Linked DNA regions of Homo sapiens: region 1 is linked to region 2. A link is an interaction called in ENCODE POLR2A ChIA-PET data of the cell type or tissue named here. Cell type or tissue: Panc1. All regions are shown on one strand. Links, peaks and the distances in the headings refer to the core of each region. The heading gives the core; the rest is flanking DNA. Region 1 overlaps LINC01483 (long intergenic non-protein coding RNA 1483). Region 2 overlaps LINC01483 (long intergenic non-protein coding RNA 1483).

The links. ChIA-PET counts read pairs that join two places held together with the same protein. Peaks named below come from ENCODE experiments on the same cell type or tissue, not always from the same donor. Only the 100,000 strongest peaks of a DNase experiment are listed, where the experiment ranks them.
Region 1: POLR2A ChIA-PET joins it to region 2 with 5 read pairs; 3 of 35 experiments call an interaction of 5 or more read pairs at or near these places.

The regions. Positions count from the first base shown.
Region 1 is chr17:69,855,406-69,860,796 of GRCh38, reverse strand. The region is part of intron 4 of LINC01483 (long intergenic non-protein coding RNA 1483); the gene reads right to left. Among named protein-coding and RNA genes, the nearest start is that of LINC01497, 100 kb to the left of the region's middle. In Panc1, for the core only: no CTCF peak of the experiment used is centred there; a DNase peak (open chromatin) is centred at 3,226; H3K27ac peaks cover 2,185 bases.
Region 2 is chr17:69,692,000-69,697,390 of GRCh38, reverse strand. All of the region lies in intron 3 of LINC01483 (long intergenic non-protein coding RNA 1483), which reads right to left. Among named protein-coding and RNA genes, the nearest start is that of LINC01483, 100 kb to the right of the region's middle. In Panc1, for the core only: no CTCF peak of the experiment used is centred there; no DNase peak of the experiment used is centred there.

The DNA.
Region 1 (5,391 bases), core at 321-5,320, 160 kb before region 2:
ATATGCATTATTAATAATTAATTAGAAACAAAACTGTTCTAAATAATAATTTTCACAAAGTTTGCCTTTCAAGTAGGATATAGTATGTTTGGCAAATATTCGCTCCTACTAAAACAACTAGGGAGAAAAAAGGATAAATTAGAAAATTATATTGTTAAAGTCATCAGAAAACTATGGAAGCAATGAGAACTAGATGCAGTAAAATTCCAAACAGAGAAGAGCCCTTCCTAAGAGGGCTGGCAATCAATAGTTGTTTCTTCTGTGAGGGCATTTGCAAGTTTGGGCAAAAGCTGAGGCTCAGGCTTGGCACAGGTGGAGGAATTCCACTGCAGAAAACCAAGACGAATAATGCTTCTGAAAACTTCCGAATGGTAGATAGAGATCTGAAAGAGCGCAGACACATGACCCCAAAGGACATTTGCTGAGTGCTGAGGCAGTATAGGAAGTGGGGTGTTTATCTGTTCAGGGTGCTTAGGTGACAAAATCCTTCTATAAATACAACAGATTTGCAAGGTTATGAACCTGTTTGGGTGGAAGGTTAAAGGGCTTAATTTAAAGGATCCAAAAGATACACATTATATTACTGAAGAAGTAGAGACTCATTAGACTTTTCATCAAAACCCTGGTAAAGCCACAGTCAAAAAGGATGGGGCTGAAAGGGAGAGTAAAATTTTGCTCAATTTCTTGGTACTTAGGATAAAAGGTCCTGTTTTAAACCATGGCTCATCTCTTCCTCAAGATGTTTGACAGATATTGAAGCTACATGGGGCTGGAGGCTAAATAGTTAAGCTCAAACTCAGAAAAATTGAATTGAAGGGTTTAAGGTCTGAGGAGACACACATCTACCAAGATCACAATCAGAAGATCAGCGATATAGCAGAGGTGGGCTGAATCTATCTAAAACTACAATCCAGTTCTGACCAAGCTCAATTACTGATTAGATTTAAATGACCTGGCCAGCCACTGTGGCTTATGCCTGTAATCCCGGCACTTTGGGAGGCCGAAACAGGCAGATTGCTTGAGCTCAGGAGATTGACACCAGCTTGGGCAGCATGGCAAGACCCTGTCTCCACTAAAAATACAAAAAACTAGCCAGGCATGGTAGTGCATGCCTGTAGTCCCAGCTACTCAGGAGGCTGAGGTGGGAGGATCGCTTGAGCCTGGGAGGCGGAGGTTGCAGTGAGCCAAGATCACACCACTGCACTCCAGCCTGGGTGAAAGAGTGAGGCCCTGTCTCAAATAAAATAAAATAAAATAAATGAAATAAAAAAACCTTCCCCTCATATTATCTTCCCAAGAAAAGAAAGAACAATTCCCCTTGGGGAAAAATGACATTATAGTCATTATTTATAGATTTTTAAAATCTGTCATAAAATTTAAATTTAAAAAACCAAGAAACAAGATAATTTACCTCATAGTCAAAAGAAAAATTAAGCAAGAGAAGTAGAACCTCAGTTTATCCAGATAGTGAAATTTGTAAATAAAAATATTAAAATAACAATTATAGCTATGGTAAAACAGAGGAAAGGATGGTTAAAATAAAGAAATGAATGAAAAGATGCATAATGTAATAAACAACTTGAAGCTATAAGCATCAAATATACCTCCTAGAAATGAAAAATGCAATTATCTGAAACAAGGAATCCATTAGAACAATCTAGGCAATGCAAAACAAAAAAGATTAGTGAACTCAAAGACAAACCAATAGAAAAACATTCAAGCTGAAGAATGGAGGGGGTAAAGCATAGAAACAACAACAACAAAAGAGAAGAAAATTCATATGGGAGACATTCAATTGTAACATATTGTATTTGGATTTCCAGGAAAGGGTAGAAATGGACCAGTGAAGTATTCAAAGAAATAATGCAAATATTTTTTGGACTGATGAAAAGGAATAAATTGCAGACTTATAAATTCAGTAAACCCAAAGCAGGGTACCGTTCTTTTACTCTCTCCCTCTTTCTGTCTCTGTCTCTCTGTCTCTCTCTCTCTTTATCTCTGACACACACACGCACACACACACACACACACAGAGACACACTCCTAGGCAAAAGTAGGTTAAAACCATAAAGATCACATGGAAAATACAAAACATGAGCTACCAATATCAGTAACGTGAAAAGGGACATCACTACAGATGCAACAGATCTTTTAAAAATAATAACAGGATAATTGTGAATGACTTTATGCCAGTGAAATTTCCAGTAAAGTAAAATTTAAAAATTAAAAAAAAATCACAACCTATGAAACCTGACAAAGGAAGAAATTTAAAAATCTGAATTAAATATGTAATTATAAGACCTTCCTATGAGAATGACCCAGATCTGGAATGATTCACTAGTGAATTCATACATACATTTATGAATAAAATAGACCAATCTTATACAAACTTTTTTTAGAAACTAAGGGGAATAAAGGAAGTACTTCCTAACTCCTTTCTGAGAGCTTGGGACAAAACTTGATTCCATACCCTGAAAAGAAAATTTTAAAAAGAAATACTACAGACTAATCTTACTCATAAACTTAGAGGCAAAATTTTTTTTAAAAATTGGAAAAGTGAATTCGGTAATATGTAAAATGAGTAATACACCATTTAAACAAGGCTTATTTCATGTAGCCAAGAGTGTATTAATATTCAAAACTTAATGTGATTTACTTAACAGTAATATTCAAAACTTAAAGTAATTTACTTACAAAAACTTAATGTAATTTACAACACAGTAGAAAATCATGCAATCATCTTAATGAATGCAGAAAAAATGTGACAAAATTTAACACCTGTTTATGGTTTTAAAAACTTATAAAATCATGAATAGCAGAAAGCTTGTTTAAACTGATAAGCACATCTACAAAAAGAAAACCCCTCATATTTAATGGTAAAATATGGAAAATTTTCCCCAACAACAAAAATGAGGCAAAGACTATTACTATTTATGTTCAATGTTGAAACAGAGATCTTGGCCATTTGAACAAAGCTATAAAAGTAAAGAAAATAAACACTCAAAAGGCCTATTATAAAACCACAGTAATTAAGACAATGTCATATTGGCACACAAATAGACAAAATGACTAATGATACAGAATGGCATTGATATAGACCAACTCATGTATGCTTCCTGATTTATGACAAGGCAGCACTGCAGTGAAGAGGGGGAAAGGTAGCCATTTCATTAAATGGTGCTGGGTCAGTTAGATAACCATATGGACAAAATGAGTCATCCCAGAAGGTTGGAAAGCATGGAGCTGTTGTGACCTGGCTTGTTATTGTTACATCAGCCAAGTCTATTGCATAGTCTCAGCCACCCAGTGTTTCCAGCTTAGATGATCCAATGTTGTTAAAATAGTAAATTTTTTTTTGCATCAGGATGAACATATGGTGGTCTCTTCCCTGTTCATCAGGATGTACATACAGTGGTCTTTTCCATGCTCACTTCAGAATTCTACTTGAAATTATTTCAAAAATTGCCTGAGTACCTGCAGTGTTCTATTATAAATTTGGCATGAAAGAACAAAAGAGAGGGAATAGTATCAAACAGATACACACAAAGTGAGTAATATTTGTCTTGCCAACATAGACTGCACAATGAAAGAAAAAAAAGGAAGAAAAAGAAAAGAAAAATTTGTCAAATTTCCATGAATTTGGAATTCAATCTGAACCATATGTAGCTCCAGATTAGGTCATATTCTCATGATAAAATTACTAATTTTGTCTTCAATTTTGTCTGCTACTCAGTATTTCCATGATCTCTTATTAGCTGATCTCATGCATTATTTATTTGGTCTGTATCATTCGAAGATAAGGGACTTTGAAGCCCTGAAGTTTCACCAGGAGGTTTGGTACTCAGTGATTAAGGTACAAGTGGAAAGGTAAGAGAGTTGGGTACAGTGGCACACAGACTCTGGAACAAAGTCCCCTTACTTGCTAGCAGTGTGATCTTGGGCAAGTTACTTCCTCTCCCTGTGCCTCAGTTTTCTTGTCTGTGGAATGAGTTTAATAATAGGACCTACTTCATTAGGTTGTTGAGAATATTAAGAGAGTTTGAGGTTAAGGCACTTAATATATAGTGCCTGACACATAATTAGTCCTAAAAAGATATTAGTTACCATTTTTAGGTTGTAAGAACCATACAGAAAATTCTTGTCCTTTAGACACTGGCTTTTTCTAATTGCATATTAACCCAGGCTTTCCACAAATTGTGGTGATTTGGAACGAATTAGTATTTGCCCCTTTAAGCTCAGTTTTCCCATTAGCAGAGGGCAACTATGCCTTTCTGGTTTCCCATCAGAGGCCAGTTGAGAATAAGAGGCAGTAGAGCAGAGTAGCAAAGATCTTAGGCTTTGGAGCCAGTGGCCTTAGTTTAAAACTCCTCTGATGGTTTCCAGCTGTGCTACCTTGCAGTGAATGATCTAATTCCTCTTCTCATCTTTAAAATGGGGACGTAATGGCATCAACTTCATAAGATTGTCAGGAGAGTTAAATAAGAATGCATTTAAATTGTTTAATGATCAGTTTATGTGATTACTAATAGTCATTGTGCTATTATTATTATTATTATTGTTAACAACATTGGTCCCAACATAGAAATGCTTTGAATTCACTGGTAAGGATGCATTTGAATAATTCAAAGAACATTATTATCTTTCAATTTTCAATAGCAGAGACTTCTTTTTTTTTTTTTTTTTTTTTTTTTTTTTTTTTTTTTTTTTTTGAGATGGAGTCTTGCTCTTGCTTTGTCACCCAGGCTGGAGTGCAGTGGTGTGATCTTGGCTCACTGCAACCTCTGCCTCCTGGGTTCAAGTGATTCTCCTGCCTCAGCCTCCCAAGTAGCTGGGACTACAGGTGCGTGCCACCACACCCAGCTAATTTTTTGTGTTTTTAGTAGAGACGGGGTTTCACTGTTTTAGCCAGGATGGTCTCGATCTTCTGATCTCATGATCCGCCTGTCTTGGCCTCCCAAAGTGCTGGGATTACAGGTGTGAGCCACCGCACCCAGCCTGAGACTTCACTTCTTTTAGCATGGTGTTGGTTATGCTCCAGGCACTTGAGTCTTTACCCAATTAAGATATTCATTGCAGACTCTTTGCAGTTATTTGTTGACACAGGTAATGTACAATATTCAGGCTCTCACCTAGTTAAATATTAGACGTGGTCCATAAAATATGTGTATAAACCAAACTCTCTTTAAAATGTAGTGTATCATTCATTTGCTCCAGAGTTTATGGACTATTCTTACAGAGGATCAAAGCTGATGATTTATATGTAAATAATTGAAATTAATCTTATTACCTTGTGATTTTAGGCTTTCTCCCAATCCCTATTACATTTCCATGACTCTCCTGATACTGATAGTCCAGTACTTGACTATGAAAAAAATACAAAACAAAATAAAA
Region 2 (5,391 bases), core at 277-5,276:
TTCTGAGGTCTCCCCAGCAATGTGGAACTGTAAGTCCAACTAAGCCTCTTTATCTTCCCAGTCTAGGGTATGTCTTTACCAGAACATGAAAACAGACTAATACAGCCCCTTTCTGCCTCTGGCTATTGTCACATCTGGAGGTGATGCTTGAATCTGCTCCTGCCCTTCTCCCACCACAAGGAAAATGAGCTTTAGAAAGCAGGCTTTACTGGCAGTGACAGAGATGGAAGTATGGAAGAACATTGGATTCTAAAATTAGCTTTTCCTGCAACCATAAACAGCTCCAATGTGTTAGTGGCTTAAGGCAACACACTACACACTTTTCTTTCCCTTTGTCATGTGAGGGCTGTGGGACTTCTGGCCTCCATTCACCCCCAAGTGTCTTCTCATTTCAGACCCAGGCTAAACAGCAGCCACTACTGAGACCTGCTGCTCTCAATATCCAGAGGCAGAAAGGGGCTGTCTCATTCTGTGTTTCCTTAAGAGTAGAAACATTTGGCAGAAGTCGTAAGGCAGCAGCTTGCAAAGGGAACTGGGGCCAACCTACTCCAGAAAACTTTCTACATGGATGTGTCATGCTTGCTGTCTCCCTACTGTCCAGAGCATGTTATGTATGGGCTAAGCCCAAAGTCAATAAGGTGAGGGCTAAGGGGGTTGGTGGGGGAGTGAAGAGAGTGGAGAATCCTCTTCCCATAAGGACAGGGCAAGTCATGTGACCATAGGCAGAAACATTTAATCCTCTTACAGAGAAGAAATAAAAATTTGGGAACAAAAATCCAATCAGCCAAAGTCCTTGGTGGCATTATTGAGCCACTAGTGAAAGTACCCCCAGGACCCTATTTCTGGATTTCCACTTCTGTGAGATAAGATACTTCCTTATTAAGTCTGAGTTTTCTGTGATTATGCTTTTTTAGAAAAGAGCACCTTAATTATGCAGAGAAAACACCAAATGATTTGCTCATATTCAGAAGTGGAGGAAGAAAACGCAAACTGTCAATGGACCAGGCAAAAGACAAAATGCTAGGCACTGATTCTCCTTCCCAAACAGATCAACGCTTTTCTCTCCAACTGTGAAAAGAAAGACAAGGCTTCCTAAAATGTTGGGGTAGTTCTGAGGCTAGATAATGAAGAACAAATACAGCCAGGAGGTTCAGGCAGTATGATGGGTGTGTATGAGTTTTTACAGGTTTTGTTCCCATTCAGTTAAGTACATGTATATGTGCCAATGAATCTGAGAAAGAAAGAAACTCAAATTGACATTATTTTTCCTTACCAGTTCAATCAGATATATCTTACAAGAAGAAAAATAAAATGTATCTCTTTATATCTTCTGTGGAGTCCTAATTAGGAAAAAAAAAAAAAAAAGTCAGGCTGGTGGGACCGAGGAAAAGCAAAAAGAGAAAGCAGATAGGCTATGAGTCTGTCTTGCCTTTCTTCATGGTCCAGGACATGCCCTCCTGCACAAATAACTCACCATCTTCCGGCGCCCAGCTATCACCAGACCCACGGCTGATAGAAAATTGTAAGTTAGCTCACTGCAACCTTGGCGTTATCAGTATTGCACAAAGCCCTCTTCAGCACACAGCACCATCCTATAAAATCCCCAGCAAGCCTTCGTCTCCTCACAGTCAGCCCCTCTCTTACTCATCTGCCCATTGCACCCTTGCAACATATTTTCATACTTTAATAAATCTTTCTTTTTCTTTTTTCTTTTTTTTTTTTTTTTTTTTGAGATGGAGTCTCGCTCTGCCACCCAGGCTGGAGTGCAGTGGCACAATCTCGGCTCACTGCAAGCTCCGCCTCCTGGGTTCATGCCATTCTCCTGCCTCAGCCTCCCAAGTAGCTGGGACTACAGGTGCCTGCCACCACGCCCAGCTAATTTTTTTTGTATTTTTAGTAGAGACGGGGTTTCACCGTGTTAGCCAGGATGGTCTCGATCTCCTGACCTCATGATCCGCCTGCCTTGGCCTCCCAAAGTGCTGGGATTACAGGTGTGAGCCACAAACGTGCCCGGCCAATAAATCTTTCTTTACCTACAACTATCTTGGTAAATTATTTTACCACCCACTCCATCGGCCTCAGATAGTCATGAACCACCTGCAACATTTTCCACTTACCCATTCCTTCATTTCAATATGCTCCAACATGGTCTCTCTGCCAGGCTAAAAAAGTATATAAATATATATCCATACATATCACTAAATATATAATTGTAGTTATATGTATGGTATACGCATATATGTAGATGGATTGATTTTTATATCTGTGTATGTGTTTTTTAACATATATGTACAATTTACATGAGAGAGGGCAGATTTTAGAGTCTATCTGATAAAACACAATCTTTTTTTATTATACTTTAAGTTTTAGGGTACATGTGCACAACGTGCAGGTTTGTAACATATGTATACATGTGCCATGTTGGTGTGCTGCACCCATTAACTCATCATTTAGCATTAGGTATATCTCCTAAAGCTATCTCTCCCGCCTCCCCCCACCCCACAACAGGCCCCAGTGTGTGATGTTCCCCTTCCTGTGTCCATGTGTTCTCATTGTTCAATTCCCACCTATGAGTGAGAACATGCAGAAAACACAATCTTATCATACGGAGTCTGGGAAGAGAGGTAGACCTAAATGATCTGCTTAAGCTACTGCTACAACCTAAAATGGCCTGGTAAGAACTTTTACTGAACTCACTGAAAGAAAAAAAAATTAATGAAAACATTCGAGCTGTACAAGAGGACAGAATCTAGGGAGTTACAACAATCATCTTTTGTTTCATTTTGCTTTATTATTTTTCTTTCTTTTTTTAAGAACATTGAAGCTGTGACCACAGAGGTGATTGGAGAATCACAGCCCTCCTGAAATGATATCCAAACAGAAAATTTTCCAATACATATCCTAAAATCACAGAGCATGTAATTCCACATCAGCTCCAGGAAAGCAGCATCTTTGCTTAGGATATGGAAATTTGGAAGCTCATTGCTATAATCTGTGGTTATGATTTCAAGCTCCCCCAGTGATGCCGGGAATCAAACCACAGACTCCTAGTGCTAGGAGCCTTTATTGTAATCCAATAAAACCTTAACAACTAGTCTTCATTTTTATGATAAATTAAGGGCCTCATTTGCTTTAAAGCAGCCCCTCTGCCCTGGAGTTTACCTCACTGTGGAAGCAGTCCTAGAGAAACACTCAATTCAGATGGGGTAAAGACGGTGGGGGAAAAAGAGCCCAGATTCCCCACCTTGGTTGGTTTCATGGGTTCAGAAACTTCAAAACAAGTGAAAAGCTCTCTTTCAAAAGAACTGATCTTTTAGTATGAGACTGTGCTTGGGATTTTTGACAATGTCTTATGGACACTGACTTCTTAACCTGGCACTTCAGTCAGTCACAGAATGTCACCTTGAAATCATAAAAGGGACATCTGGAACTGAGGCCATGTGTACTATCCACCCACTTTCAATTTAACTTTTTTATTTTATTTTATTTTGGCTAATTTGAATTTTTATTCAGAAGCTCAAATTCTGCTCCAAGTGCCACTATTTGCTTTGCTGTTATGTCATCTTTGTGAACTAATTTGTTGCAGAATGACCTTTAAGTCCAAAACAAACTTAAAACAAGGATCATATTTATTTCACAACATGAATTCCTTTCTAAGATCCAAGGCACTGGGACATCAAGCTACCCCAACATCTACATGTGTGTTTTTAAAGAATTCCAAAGGTCAGCTTAGAAGGGTCAAAAATGTTTAAAACCTACATTAGAGAGAAAATAAATTATGGCAAATTTGAAATGAAAAGTTTTTCAAATTTAAATTCAAGGTCTCAATTAAACCTTCCCCAAATTAAGAACAAAGTATAGGCAGCCATCTTTGCATCTCCCAATTATTCCATAACCAACACCTTAAAAAAAAAAAACATTTTAACGTTGAAGTTTCTGCATTTATTCAATTACTAATTAAATGTATTCATGTCATGTATTCATTCATGAGTAATGCATGTAGTAGGAAATGAATACGTTACACCAAAGAAGTTTCAAGACCAATATTCTAGTTCTAGGCAGCCAATTCACCAGCTCCGTATTCTCAGAAAATCAATCATTGTGAGAACTTAAAAATGAGGTAATTACTCTAGAGCTGATCTTTAGAAATAAGGTCTCCTTTTCAATACTACTAGTCTATTATTGAACACTAAGATTATCGATTAATATTAAAATTTGAATTTTAATTATATAAAAACATGTTAAATAGAAACATGGAGAAAACATTACTAAAGCATGCTCAGTTATCTATGAATAATCCAATTCACATTTAGATGATTCGGAGTCACTTGTAAATAATTATAATAACGGCTAATAGTTAATGCTCACTCTGTGATAGGCGCTGTTTTGTCCTAAATGCTAGACACACATACACTCATTAATTCTCATCCAAATCATGAGTTACATTCTATTAATATCTCTCATTGTACAGATGAGGATGCTGAGAAACAAAGAATTGAGTACCTGCTTATGTCTCATATTGCTATAAAGTTAGCCAATATCTAAATCCAGAAAATTTCATTCCCAAGTCTATGTCCTTAATCTACATTTAATGTCCCCAGTAAGTGAAGGGGAACTAGATTAAAGCAGTAAATATTGAATATGTTTCAGCAACACAGTTTATTCTGAATGCATACATTTAAATACCTATGTTTCTATACCATTCATATTTGGAGGAGATGTTTGTGTTTATTCAGAAAGTAGACAGTATAATGTATAGCTCTCCAAGCTTATCTCAGAAGCCCATTGATCCCTAGTAAACATGTCTTTTCTTCTGTTATTGACATATTTTTGGATGAAAGTATTCATAAGATAACTCATTTATAAAACACATACCACTTGTCAGGCAGTATGGATGGCAGTCTACAAACATGGTCCAAATAACTGGTGTCCCTGCATCAATGCTCTCAGTTAGTCATCTCTTACCCTCACTCTGGGCTTGGTGATGTGACCTTCCATGGCCAGTGAAATCATAGCAGTAGCAAATGGGATACTACCAGACTTGAAAGGTACTTACTCATTGGGTACTAGCATATCCTACTGTTCCTGGAAACACTGCTGGTTGGTAAAAAATTAATGGTCAAGTCTTCCCTGTTACCCCAACTGAAAACAAACCAGTCACCAGATATGTGAGTGAGGCCATCCTACACCAAAATATTCCAATCAAAAGACCCACCCAGACAATCCAGAGATTCTTAAGAAATAATACATGTTTGTTGTTTTAATCTACTAAGTTTTGGAGTGGTTTGTTATACCAAAAAGGCTAAATGATACATGCATTATGCCAAGTCCTTAACAAACATCATCTCATTTAATCCTCACAATAACCAGGCAAGGTTAACATAATGTGAT